Linked DNA regions of Homo sapiens: region 2 is linked to region 1. Evidence: chromatin contacts called from ENCODE Hi-C data. All regions are on one chromosome and are shown on one strand. Each heading gives the region's core, a stretch centred on a gene start or an enhancer-like site at or near the end of the contact. The rest is flanking DNA. Distances are from core to core; before and after follow the strand shown. Region 1 has its middle 280 kb from the start of MIR4422. Region 2 has its middle 320 kb from the start of MIR4422.

Evidence for each region. A loop is a pair of places that touch in the nucleus more often than their neighbours do.
Region 2: a map of PC-3 shows a loop between it and region 1 (2.6-fold over the local background). The contact joins two enhancer-like sites. A Hi-C loop is called at or near these places in 1 of 168 maps with a recorded cell type or tissue (PC-3).

Annotation. Positions count from the first base shown.
Region 1 is chr1:55,501,575-55,508,642 of GRCh38, reverse strand. No RefSeq gene overlaps it. Among named protein-coding and RNA genes, the nearest start is that of MIR4422, 280 kb to the right of the region's middle. RefSeq lists an enhancer at 301-470. Within about 2 kb of position 1,707, at least 6 of the 41 ENCODE cell types and tissues checked have a DNase peak (open chromatin) inside an H3K27ac peak, as active enhancers do; they include PC-3, where a contact is called at or near this core.
Region 2 is chr1:55,541,457-55,548,362 of GRCh38, reverse strand. No RefSeq gene overlaps it. Among named protein-coding and RNA genes, the nearest start is that of MIR4422, 320 kb to the right of the region's middle. Within about 2 kb of position 5,087, at least 2 of the 41 ENCODE cell types and tissues checked have a DNase peak (open chromatin) inside an H3K27ac peak, as active enhancers do; they include PC-3, where a contact is called at or near this core.

The DNA.
Region 1 (7,068 bases), core at 458-2,957:
AACCCTCAAAATAAGAGTAGGCATTCCATAAATGAAATCAATAAGTATGTGAAGCGCACTTTACAAATTTTTCTCTGATTCTCATAATGCCACCACAAAGTAGTTATTATTGTACCCATTTTACAGGTGAGAATGGTTGTAGGGTTGTCTTGAAGTAACTTTGGGCATCAATAGTGACAGAACCGAGAATGGGCTAGATGTTTATCATCACAACTCAGCAAATATTGTTTCAGTGTCAACCATGTAAAAAGTCACTTTAAGGCCAGGCGTGGTGGCTCACACCTGTAATCCCAGCACTTTGGGAGGCCAAAGCGGGCAGATCACTTGGGCCCAGGAGTTCCAGACCAGGCTGGGCAACATGGCAAAACCCCATCTCTACTAAAAATACAAAAATTAGCCAGGTATGGTGGTGCACCTGCAATCCCAGCTACTTGGGAGACTGAGGCACGAGCATTGCTTGAACCCAGGTGGTGGAGGCTGCAGTGAGCCGAGATTATGCCACTCCAGCCTGGGCAACAGAGGAGGACTCTGTATTCAAAAAAACAAAGTCTCTTTATTAAGATTGAAGATATGAGGATGAAACAAAACAAGTTTAGTCATTGCACTTGTGGAACTCACAGCTTGGAGGTGAAAACAGGTTCATCAGATTTACAATCACTTCTTTGTTGTGTAAGGGAGAGAGGTAACATAGTGCAAAAGGAGTTGACCTGGGTTGAGGTGGGGAAGAGAAGTAGGGTAGTCACAGCACAGCGGGAGTAAAATAGGGTCAGGGGAGTTTAGAGGGTAGAACTTTGCAGGCAGAGAGAGCAGAGAGGAGCAATTCAGGGCATAGGAGAGAGTAAAGGAGAAGCAGCAGGAGGGGTGGATCATGAGGGTGGGGAGCTGGGCAGAGCTGTCCAAGGGCTCCACCTCCATCCTGACACCTCCAAAGGGCCTCTTCAAGGTCTTCTCTGGGGACAGACATGCACAGATTAATGTGCCCCAACTTGCTTCTTACCCGCATTTATCCTCCTCACTGCAGCCTCAGTGGACATAATGCAATTCATTGCAAGGTGGTCCATGGTCCAAGTCAGGGATGTTGGTGCCCAGGTGTGGGCTGTGACGGTGGAGATGGGGAAGAGTGGATGAATTCAGGGATCCTGAGGAGGCAGCAGGACTCTGAAGCCACAGAAAAGCCCCAGCCTACTGCTGCCAGGGCACTGATGGGGGATGTTACGGAGATGAGGAATGAAGAGCAGGAGAAGGGCAAGGGGGAGTCCCAAGCCAGGGTGTCGGCCTGAATTACATTGTTTGCCAATGTGTACTTTTTTCTTTTCTTGTTCTTTCCTTTTATTTTTTCAATCATATGCATATGATACAAACTATTATCTTTTAAAAGTTTATACAGGATTGTAACCCTGTTTTATATATGGGAAAAGGCTGACTCCCTGTGGGTTTTCTGTATTTTCATATTGACATAATTCAAACAATGTGATGAATCAACTCTCTGTAATTTCTGAAGCTGGACTCAGAGAAGCTGAGTTTTATGGAAACTTTATTGAGCTGTGCCCTGGGGCTGGGTGGCAATCCTTGGGGAAAAGGGTATTTGGGGGTAGGATTTACACACTGTTCACTGTGTTCCGGAGCATTCTTCCCTCCAGAAATTAACATGAATGTTGTATGGCATATGAGGAAAACTTAGGGGTTAAGTGACTTGCTTATGGACACCCAGCTGGTAGGTGGTAGAATCTGCTAACTCCAAGTCCAGGGCTCCTTCCCTGAAGGTGTGCCCCTCCCAGGAACAGATGACACAAACCCGGCTCTGAGGAAGGAGGAGGCTTCTGGGGTATTTTTCCTGTCTCTCCAGCTTTTCCAGGCTGTTTATTTAACCTGAGTGGGTCTCTTCACTGCGCCTGAGCATCCCCTTTCCCAGGCACATTAAGGAGCAAGCAGGGGCTGCTCCCCTTGGAATCCATTTTCTCTTCTGATAAAGACCTTCCCAAGTTGGCAGACAGAGCATCAGGCTTCTAGCCCTGACTCCAGGGCCAGTGTTCTTCTCCCACTCCCCACAGCTTCAGTGAGATAATTCAACTGATGAACAAAGGAATCATGTGTTCAACCTAAGAGTCTCTTCCAAATCTAAGCAGATAAGAGGGAATATTCAAATCTTAGACTCTCAAAGGCAGCTAGGGGATTTGATCTTCCTTTTCTGGAATAGGTCGGCATTACTATCCATTTTACACATGAAGAAAAAGAGATTTGGGAAATGTGAGTAATTTGCCTGGGATATTTAGTAACATGGTCAGGATTTGAACCCAAGTTTCAGCTGTAAGAGTCCCCAGCACAGTCTTCAGCAATAGTAGGTGTTCAAGATGTTTGTTCCCTTGCATGCTTCCAACTCTCTGCTGATCCTGCCCCTTCTCTGGAAAGTAGACACCTATCGGCATTTTTCCAGAGTGAAAGCAGCTGTTCCCTGGGTACCTGTGCCTTTGTCTCAAAGTTGTGCCATAAGTATACCTCTAAGGAATTAACAAGCCCGCATATGGTATAGGGTAGATGGGAGGCTGCACTAAGGTGGCATAAAAGATTTTTAATAGAGCTTTACAGGAGTGAACCCTCTGGCCAGGCAGGGTAGGGAGTGAGGCAGAGGATTGGGGTGGAAAGATGAGCAGATCTGACAGGTGGACAGTCAGCTCTGATGGAGAAAGAGGAGCTAAGAAAAAGCCACAGCCTCCACGGGAGAGTGCTGAGCTCAGATCCTGGTGCTGGGACTCACCATGTGACCCAGGGCAAGTTCCTTCCCTCATGAAACTTACCTATGCATTAACGAATCTGCATGTAAGAAAATGTTCTAAAAGCAGACATGAGAAAGGGAAGAGGGAGGAGGAGAGGAAGAATGGATTGGTTCAATCAGTGCAGGTTCACAGTGAGGCCAGAAGATCATCCCCACTCCATACCTCCTCCCACCCTGTACCCTGTGAGCAGATAGCAAACAGGCATCCCCTTGCCCCCACACTGACCATGCACACTCAATAGTTGTGCATAGGCTGTTCTTGCTAACAGGAAAGGTTTTTGTTCTCTTCTCTGCCTGGAAAACTCATAATCCATTTTTCAGGTCTCAGGTCATGTCACCTCCTCCATGAAGTCTTCCTTGACTCCTCTCTCACCTCCACCCACCCTCAGACACTCATACCTTTGAGTTTTTACAGCATTGTATATACTCCAAGGACAGCATTTATTACCTTGTTATTATTGTAGTAGTACTATTACTAGTGGCATAAAGTACTATTTAAGGAACACTTTTTGGGGGGGGCCAGACATAGTGTTATGGTCTTTTTACAAATTATGTATCATTTAAATTTCATCACTATGCCATAAATTAGGTATTTTCTTCTCAACTTTAAAAGTAAGGAAACTAAGGCTCCAAGAGGTTGGTGGTTTTACTACTGTGTAACTCAAGCAAGGGACAATGCCTGTATTTAGGGCCAGGTCTGATTCCTTTATAATTCCCTACTGTTGTTCAGCCTGAACAAAGAAGTAATAATAGGTGATAAATGAAATGATGAATGAATGTCACCATGGAGTGAGGGAGGCTTAAATGTGAAGCATGGCTTTAAACAATCATTTTATTTTGCTGTGACCATCCCAGAACATCCTCACCTAGGTATAAAAGTAGACCTTAAGGATCATGTAAGTTAACCATAGGGAAAGATCTAGAGGAGCATGGGCTGACCTGGGGCACAGAGCTGCCTTTGGCACCTGTCCAGATGTATTTCCTAGCTTCTGGTGGGCAACCCTCTTCAAACCTCTACTTCCCAGAGCTCTGTGTTAGAGACTGGCCCGATTTTCTTCCCTGCAACAGAAACCTTTCTGTGTCTGTCCTTAGAGACAGAAGGCACACCAAACCTCTGTATTTCTTGGTTGTGCTCTCCCAATTAAGCAAAGAAGCCAACCGAAGACTCCCTGAGACAAACTAATTGCATCTTAACAGGCTCTGTGCCTGCCAGCTTTGGCCCAGATTCAGATTTTATAGGCCACTTCGCCCCACACCCAGGGTTTATGATGGAAATACTGACAAAGCTTCACTGATAAGGCAGCAGAGGACCCAGGAGACCAGAAAACCTAGTAATTTTCCAGAGTCTAAACCCAGCCTCTACTCCAGGGGCCCCTCACGAGGCAGGATTCTGAAGTGTCAGCCAAGAGGACCCTGGCACAGGGCTGTTTGTTTCCACTCCAATGCACTCCAGAAATTTGGTAGGATACCTTGCTGGGATTTTTAATGGCAAGTTTCTCCTTCGGCATCACCTGGTATCCAATTAGTTTTCCCATTCTTTGGGCTGCTCAATCATCCCTTCATTTGTTCAATCATTCCTCAAATTCTGAACTCCTCTGCCAGGCTGTGCTGGACACTAAAAAGAAGTACTACTTGGGTGATTAATTTTAAAGGCTACTCTATTAAGGTCACTCCACTCAGCCAGGTATTCATTGAATGACTTCTCAAGGATCACAGTTCCCATCAAGCCTGCCATGTGGACTTTGTGCAGTTTGTGCACTGCACAACTCTAGGGGATGCCATTCACCTAGACTAGGATCACATCAAGTACCCTCTATAGAGAATACAGAAGAATAAAAACAAAACAGAAAATGAAAATACCATATATTCAGTCTATTATAGAAGGAAGAACGTTCAAAATAAACAAAGCTGCTGAGTCACTTAGCAATTCCCTAGCTCCTAGAAAAATTTATAATTTGTCTCCAAAAGAGAAAAACAAATCAGACATATCATTCCCTTGTTTAAAACAGGGCTTCTCAACCTTGGCACTGTTGATACTTTCGGCCAGATCATTCCTTTGTTGTAGGAGGCTGTCCTGTGCAATGGAGAATGTATAGCAATGCTCTTGGCCTCTACCCACAAGATACCAGTAGCAACTTCCCCCTCACCATTGTGACAACCAAAAATGTCTCCAGATGTTGCCAAATGTCCCAGCAGAGGTGGGGGAGAGAAAGAGGCAAATCATCCTTAGTTGGGTCAATGGTTTAAAATAACCTTCTGTCTCACTTTCTATAATACCTTCCATGGCCCTCTAAGTGAAGTCCAAGACACAGGTTTTCATGCTGCTTATCAGTCCTGCCTCATCACTGGCTATTCTGCCATACCTTTGCCCATGCACTTTCCCCTGCATGCAAACATCAGCCCCACCTCCACCTCCCATCTCACCTGGTTTAACTCTCCTTGTCCTGCAAGACTCAGCTTGGGTCCCCGAACTCGTGAAGCCTGTGTTGACCCATCCCCTCTCCCTCAGCAGTTGAAATCAGCCCCTCTGTGGAATCCTTGGCACCCCAGCATCTCTCTACTCAACACTTAGACTTGTGGGAGTATCAACTCCTGTGAAATTATTTGCGGATTTGGGGGCAGTAACTATGTATCCCCAACACTTAGTAAAGTCCTGGCTCAGATTTATTTATTTAGAAATTGTTCTATCTTATTCAAGATGGATGAAGGATTAAAAAATAAAATAAAAGCCCACACCCTCTACCAGCATGCCCTGCAGAATTATCTATGACTTTTTGCCAGAGAGCCAGTGCTTTCAACTCCATTGCTAACCAGCTTTCTGATCTTAGGCAAGTTCGTTCAGCGCTCTAGTCTGCCTCAGTTTCCTTATATGTAAAATGGGAATCTCTTTGGTCTTCCTCTCTCATGATGATTTTAAGGCACAAATTAATTATATGACCCCTTAGTAAACTGCCATTCATTGTACGAATGTGAGATGTTATTATACTGCTAAATAATAAGATCCTCGAAAACATAAATGTGAATTGAAGCAAATATATTAGAAGAATTCTTTCTTTATATGGAAAGTTGGCCATATCCTGAATGTAAACAGCGTTTTATTTGTTTGGATTTTTTTGTTGTTTTTGTTACTTCAAAAAACAAGCCTTACCATTTGCTGATCCCTACCCTACCGAGACTCTTAGTATTTCAATTAAGGAATTTTTTATTTCCTCCTGGGCTGGAATTCCAGTAGTTTCTTCAATTTCTTTGAAGCAGGTCACACCTTTAACTGGAGGACATTTTTCTACCAGACATACAGCCTGTAGAACCTTCCATTTAAACAATTTTATAGAGTGATAATAACTAGGATAGAAAACTTTAGAAGAGGAGCTGCTTCTAAAATGTATTCTTCACTTCAAAGACAAAAAAAAATGCATTTGGTTTAAGAAAATGAAGTTGAAAGACATCTCTTAAGAATTTAGTGCTATTACAGGTTGAATTGTCTCCCACAAGAAAAGATATGTGAGGTTCTAACCTCCGGTACCTGTGAGTGTGATCTTATTTGCAAACAGTTTGCAGATATAACAGTTAAGATGAGGTCATACTGTTTAGGATAGGCCATAATATAATTGGCAACCTTATAAGAAGAGGATAAGAGACACAGACACAGAGGAGAAAGCCATGTGAAGACAGAGGCAGAGGTTGGAGTCATGCAGCTACAAACCAAGGGACATCAGGGATTACTGGCAACCATCGGGAAAGAGGCCTGGAGCAGATTCATCTTCAGCACCCCCAGAGAGAATGAGCCCTGCCAAAAGCTGGATTTTTGACTTCTAGTCTTCAAACTTATGAGAGCCAAGCATGGTGGCTCATACCTGTAATCCCGGCCCTTTGGGAAGCCAAAGCAGGAGGACAGCTTGAGCCCAGGAGTTCGAGGCCAGCCTGGGCAACATGGTGAGTCCTCATCTCTACAAAATAAATATATTGAAACATTAGCCAGGTGTGGTGGTATGCACCTATAGTCCCAGCTATTTGAGAGGTTGAGGTGGAGCAATGACTTGAGCCCAGGAGGTCAAGGCTGCAGTGAGCTGTGATCATGCCACTACACTTCAGCCTGGGTGACAGGTCAAGGTACTGTCTCAAAAAAAAAAAAAAAATTTATGAGAAAATAAATTTCTGGTGTTTTAAGCCAACCAGTTTGTGATATTTTGTTGGGGCAGTCCTAGGAAACTAACACAAGCACCCTATCCCAAATTATGAACTGTTTCCTCATATGAAGTCTTCCTTCACCCACAGTCTATTACAACATCTAGACA
Region 2 (6,906 bases), core at 3,838-6,337, 36 kb before region 1:
ACCCCCAGTCACTTTATCTGGGGGGAAGATCCACTAGAACAATATGTGTGAAAGTCTGTGTACCCCACAAAGCAGCGCACAAAGGTTTGTAATTGCATCTATGACTAGCATGGTTAGTTTTTGTCCCACATCTCAAGACAACAGAAAGACTTTGGGCGTTCTTGGTTTGAGGGAACTGAGAGTGAGAAAAGATTAATAGGTCAAAGGGTATATACAGTTGCAATTCTATAGGACAAATCAGTCTAAAGACCTAAACTACAGCGGGAGGACTATAACTAATAATATTGTATTGTATATTGGAAACTTGCTAACAATGAGAGTACATAAAAGAGAGCCAACTGTGTGAGGTGATGGATATGTTAATTTGTTTGACTGTAGTAATCACTTCATTATGTATATGTATATCCAAACATCATGTTGTACACCTTAAATATATACAATTTTTAAAAAGGATTAATACCAACTAGCCCTGAAGCTTCTGGGAACTCGTTTATAGGACTTGGCACCTGGTACAGAGCTCAGTAAATGTGAGTTTATTCTCCTACAATCCTCTTACCTTGTGTTGATCTGAAATGAGGATTATGTTTCTTAGAGGGAGAAGAGATGATAGGAGAAGGGTGGGAGCAGGGCTAGGAGGAAAAATAACAGTGAGGACAACATCTGCTTTCTATTCCCCAGGCTCAGGGGCCCAGGCCGCCCTCCTGGTGTAACGTTTCTTCGTTCCATATAAACAGAAAGGATGATTCTCGTAATCTCCGCAACAAAATACGCAGGCATAAAACTGGGTCATATTTTACTTTAATGAGAGAAATGAGGAACTGTTTCCTTCACACAGAGAAGGCTGGGTTGCCATAATTAACACCAAATGGGCCTGAGGCTGATTGCTCAAATGATGAAGAGGTTGTTGGGATTGGAAGAAACCTGGGGCCTCAGGAGCTGCTAAAACATTGCCAGCCCTCCATTACCCCCATCCCTAACCCTCCTGCCCACCCCAACTAGCCAGCTGCAGCTCCTGAAAAACAGGGAAGAGGATCAACTTTCATTACATGCTTACTAGGTGCTTTATACACACACACGTGGATATGAGCTCATGAACACAGACACACACACGCACAAAATCATGACGGTCATTTCATCCCCATTTTCCAGATCAAGAAGCTGAAGTTCAGAGAGGTGAAATAACTTGCCTAAAATTCCACAGCTTGGAAGTTACAGGATCCTTCACCATCTGGCGTTAACCTGTCTTTCAAATCTCATTTCTCCCTATAACAGCACCCTTGTATAGTTTATAATCCAATCACATAGAACCACATCTCCCTTTGTATCTACACCTGCCTTCCTGCCTGTTCATGTGCTGGTATCTCAAATTGGACAGCCCTCCCTATTTTTGCTATTGAAATCTTACTCACCTTTCAAAAGTCAACTCAAAACTAAACACAGCATGGGCCGATAAGGAACACAGAGTGGTGACATACAGCATACCTGTGGACATTGGAATCACCCAAACCATATTCAAATACCAATTCTGCCATCTAATTGACCTCTTCTCTTTGAGCCCTGTCTATCCACTTGTAAAATGAAGATAACAATACAGGGTTGTGGTAAGGAGTGAATGAGTTAGCACATATAAAATGCTTTGCATGGGACTTGGCATGCAGTCCATGACTGTTAAACTTTTTGGTTGGAAAAGCAACATTGCCAGCCATCAAGACAGAGATTTAAACAACATAGGCATTTCAAAGGTAGAGTCTCAAAATGAGACTGCTGCTTTCACAAGCAACTATTATATGTCCCAGCCTACTCCCTGACTTCCAGACAAACATACCCTCTCATTATGCCCATGCCTGCCTCCCCATCTTTCTTGTAGTGGTTACTCCAATTATGACAAACTCGGAGCCAATTCCCAGGGCTATCCCCAGACTGCTGACCCTAGACTTATGACATGCAATAACCAACATCAGATAGGGTATCTGCACTGGGAATAGTAAGTTTGGTGACAGTAACAAAATCAAACTATTGTTTTCCCTTTTGTAAGACTTCTTTGATAGAAATAAGCTGACATGCCAATATGCAAAAAGAAGAAAATAAGGGGGCTCGAAAAGACAAGAAGATGGGAGGGGCATTTTAATTATCAAGAATTAGGAGAAATTATTGGGGGATTCTACAAAATAATGACCTGAACAGGTGCTCAGGATCTTTTTGCTGTTGCAACTCCCTGGGGGTGAATCAACGACCAAAATTAACTTGGCTGATTGCAGTAGGCTAGAGAAAAAGCCACATATGGCTGAAACCTCAAATATTCGGAAAGAAGATACAGGATGAGGGATTCATTGATTGTGATAGCAAAGGAAGGACCCCAAACTCCACCTGAACAGAAGATTGCCTCTCTAGAAAAATCTGGAGTGAACACTTCAGTTATGAGGTCCAGGGAAGAAAGCCCGGTAAATCCCCTAGGATCAAAGACAGGAACCATTCCTCCAACGAGCTATGTGCAGCTCCAGGAGAGATAGCTATTCTCATAGGTGGCTGTGTCCAAGAGGAGTAGCAATGTGGGGCCAAGGGCACCCCATTTCCATTGGGACTTTAGAATAAAGAAGCTTCTGAACCTCACCCCATCTTAAAGAACCTGTCATCAGCAGCCTACTGGAGAAGACATTTCTCCTTACCTTCCAATGCCTGTCAACCTCCCTGGCCCAAAATACCCCAATGCCTAGTGTGTATATCCTCCAAACCAAGCATTTAAAGAGTAGACATTATTTTAAAAGGGATCAAAACCATTGAAGTAAGGAGACCAGTCCCAACAACTAAAACAAAGTAGCTTTTAAGGAGGCAAGACATAGTTAGAATTCTTAAGGAGATATTGTGAAAGCACAAAAATATACTTGTGGTACTTCATGAATTATTTCAGAATTTTAAGATTTAATAGAGAAGTTTTCAAACAAGAGCATTTTTTCAAATTAGGTATAAGAAGTAACCCCCAATACATGGCAAAAATACAAAAAATTGAAAATCATCTGTAAAAAGATAAGAGACACGAAAGACATATGTAGGTGATATATTATGGAAGTAACAGAGTTTCAAAAGGGGCACAAGAAACAGATGGAGGAGAATAACAGGAAGTTAGAATTAAAGAAGTTTTACTGAGGTTAGGAAAGACATGAAACTTTATATGAAAAAGATGCACCTTTGTCTTAAATAGGAATAATTTTCAAGTGACACACACTAGACATACCCTGGTGAAATTACGTAACTCAAAAAAAAAAAAAGAAAAAATATTTTTAAGCTTCTTGTGGCAACCATGAAAATGTGGCAGCCTCTCAGATCTCTTGCTGCAGAGAACGTAATTAACGGATGGCCCCATCTGCAGTCCCTCTGAATCCACCACTAAGTTTATGGGGATGCTATGCTTCCTGCAGGCTGCATGCAATGAGTAAGCATGGCAGGGATCCTACAGCAGGCCAGTCCTACAAGATGTGGGACTCTTCCAATGGACAACTTTGGCTTGAGGGCACCCCATGGGCCTGGCCAAATCTTCCTTGCAAGTGTGCCACAGTCAGAGATGACTTCAATCTAATTCCCCTGCTTTCCCTCTCTCCTTCCACAGGTTTCAGATCTACATCATGACCTGAAGGTTCTCCCAGGCTTCTCCTGCTCCCGTGCCAATAAGTCTCCTACATATCTAATCCAATCTTTGTATTGTCCTGGCAGACCTGAACATCATAGATGAATGGATGGATGAATAAATTGAGATCTATATAACATGGTGTGTGTGTGTGTGTGTGTGTGTGTGTGTGTGTGTGTGTGTGTGTCTACAGTTGTCCCCCTTTATCCACAGTTTCACATTCCACAGTTTCAGTTACCCAAGTTACAGTACAATAAGATATTTTGAGAAAGAGAGATCACATTCACATAGCTTTTATTACGGTACATTATTATAATTGTTCTATTTTATTTTTGGCTGTTGTCATTATTCTCTCACTGTGCCTAATTTGTAAGTTAAACTTTATCATAGGTACATATATATAAGAAGAAACATAGCATATATAAAGCTTGGTGCTATCCATGATTTCAGGCATCCGCTAGGGGTCTTGCAGCGTTTCTCCTGTGGATAAAGGGAGACTACCTCATACATAGTTCTGTGTGTGTATGTATTTATGTATCTAGACATAATTTTGCATGTCGCTCTTCTAAGTCTCTCTTAGACTGAAATTAAGACTTAGATTTCTCATACGCAATACTGGTAATAGAAGACACCGAATCATGATTTTTAGATTCTTGAGAGAAAAAATGATATTCGAGCAAGTGATATCTTATATTCTGCCAAGACATGAATTTTAAGGGCAGACTGAGGTGCATACTCATGATGCTCACAAAATCCCCAGTTCTTTACTTTCCAGGCACACAGAGAGATTGGCATTTCTCTATACCTCTAAAATTTGACATGATCATGTGACTTTTTTGTTCAATGAACCCAGTGAACTGTGAATGAAAATAAGTGTGTCAATTCTGGGCAGAAATATTTACTGGTGGTATGAGACTTTCTAGCATCTTCTCCCCTTGCCGTTATGATCTGGGAAGGTTGTGTTGATACAGAGAGCAACACTGAGCTATCACACAGAGGACAATCTCCCTGATGAGTCCTCTGAGACCAGCAGCAAACTTGGTATGAGCAACAAAGAAAGTTATCCTTGTTCTGAAGGCTTCAAAATTTGAGTCGTTTTGATTTCTGCGGCACAAGCCAGTCTACTTCACTAACACAAAAGCAAAGCCACAGGAAACGAAATGTAAGCTCCATGAGGGCAAGGACCTTGACTGTTCTCTGTCATAGCCCCTTTGCCCAGGCACAGCATGAATTAGTGCTGTATACATTGTTGTTGCTGCTGCTGCTATTGTTATTGAAAGAAATTTTCAGACATTGAAAAATTCAAAGAGTGTGTGCCCATGCCTCTAGCTGAGGAAATTACCTGAGGAAGAACTCTGGCCAAATGAAAACTCATTAAACCAAAATCTCAAGATAGGGAAGATGACAAATACAAGAAAGAATGGTGAGCAATAAATCTTGTGGTATTTCATAGTTAAATATAAGAGAATGATGAATGCTTGACTGGGAATTGTAATATGAGTTAAGTAAGGATTATTAAAACAGAAGAGGCATATTAAGAAAATATGGGATAATAGCATCAACATTCTGAATTTACTCAGCAAAACCCAGAAAGTATACATGTGTGAGAGAGAAGGGGTGGGTTGTGGGGTCAGATTCCACAAGGGAGCAGGAAAATGAAGAAGTTAAAACATTTAAAGCCTTCATCACTGTGCAGAGTACATGGCCAAGTAAAACAATGAGGCAAGGGGAAGAATTAGGAAGAGTTATTGAATTTTTATGTAGCAATAGAGAAGTATTTGACTGTAAAGATGGCTAACATCTGCAACAATTAAGAGGCCTATTGTTTGATCATTTATTCAACAAATAGTTATTGAGCATCCAGGATATGCCAGGTATTTTTCTAAGTGCTGGAGATAAATCAGTAAATAAGAAAGTAAATAAAACAGAGAAGGCTTATACTCTCATTCTCAAGAGGGAAGACAAGCAACACATAGGTAATCAAACAAATAACAACATAATTTCAGTGGTGATAACCTCCATTCCTGTTCCTCAGCTGAAAGTTTAGGGAAGAATAAAAATTAAGCCATTTCTAGATAAGGAGAGTATGACATTCTCTAGGCAGAAAATAAAACCTGCAAAAATTCTAAGGTAGTGATAAGATTCGCATGTTCAAGCAATAAGAAGGTCAGAAGGACAGTAGCGTGTGTATGTGTGTGTGTGTGTGTTCATTCCTGAAGGTGCCAGGTCATCTCGAACTTCACGAGGCTGAGTAAAATGTAAAACTCTTCTAATTGTGTTGGTAAGCCACTGAGAGGTTTTAAGAAGGAGAGTGTTATGATCTGATTTAAGATCACTGGCTGACATGCAGAGAAAGAGTAAAGATTGGGCAAGAGTGAAAGCGAGACACCAGTTGGAGGTGACGATGGCTTGGACCAGGGTAGTGGCAGCAGGCATGGAATGCAGGGGCCAGATTGGGATTTGTCTGAAGACACAGCTAATAGGACTTCCTGGTGGATTAGCTGTCATAGGTGAGGGGAAGGGAAGAATCAGAGTTTACTCAAAATTTTTGACTTGAGCACATGAGTATATGGTGAATGAAAAGACTTGGAAAGGACAGATTGGAGGTTGTGGGGGCAGGTTGTAAACAAAGTTATGGTTTGAGCAAGTTTGGTTTGAGATGCTTCAACATCCCAGAGGAGAGGCAAAGAACATACTTGGATATGTGAGCTTAGGAAGAAGTCAGGGATCAAGGTGAACATTTGTAGAGAGAAGATACCTGAAGCTAAAGGAAGTACTGAGGCTACTAGATGTAAATAAGCTACATATACAGTCATGCATATATTAACGACAAGGAGGCATTCTGAGAAATGCCTCATTAGGTGATGTAATCATAGTTCAAACATCACAGAAAGTAGTTATACAGACCTAGGTGGTATGGCCTGCCACTCACTTAGTGCGCTTGTGTGTGTGTGTCCTATTCCTATGTGGTATAGCCTTTTGCTCCTAGGCTACAAACCTGGACACCATGTTACTGTATTGGATGATGTAGACAATTGTAAAACAATGGTAAGTATTTACGTATCAAAACATATCTATACCTAGAATGGGTAGAGTAAAAATATGGTATAAAACATTAAGAAACTGGCACACCTGTACAGGACACTTACTGTGAATTAGCTTGCAGGACTGGAAGTTGCTCTAGGTGAGTCAGTGAGTGAGTGGTGAGCAAATGTGAAGACCTAGGACATTACTGTACAAGTTTATACAGCTGACAACACAGTAGGTTTGTTTACATCAGCATC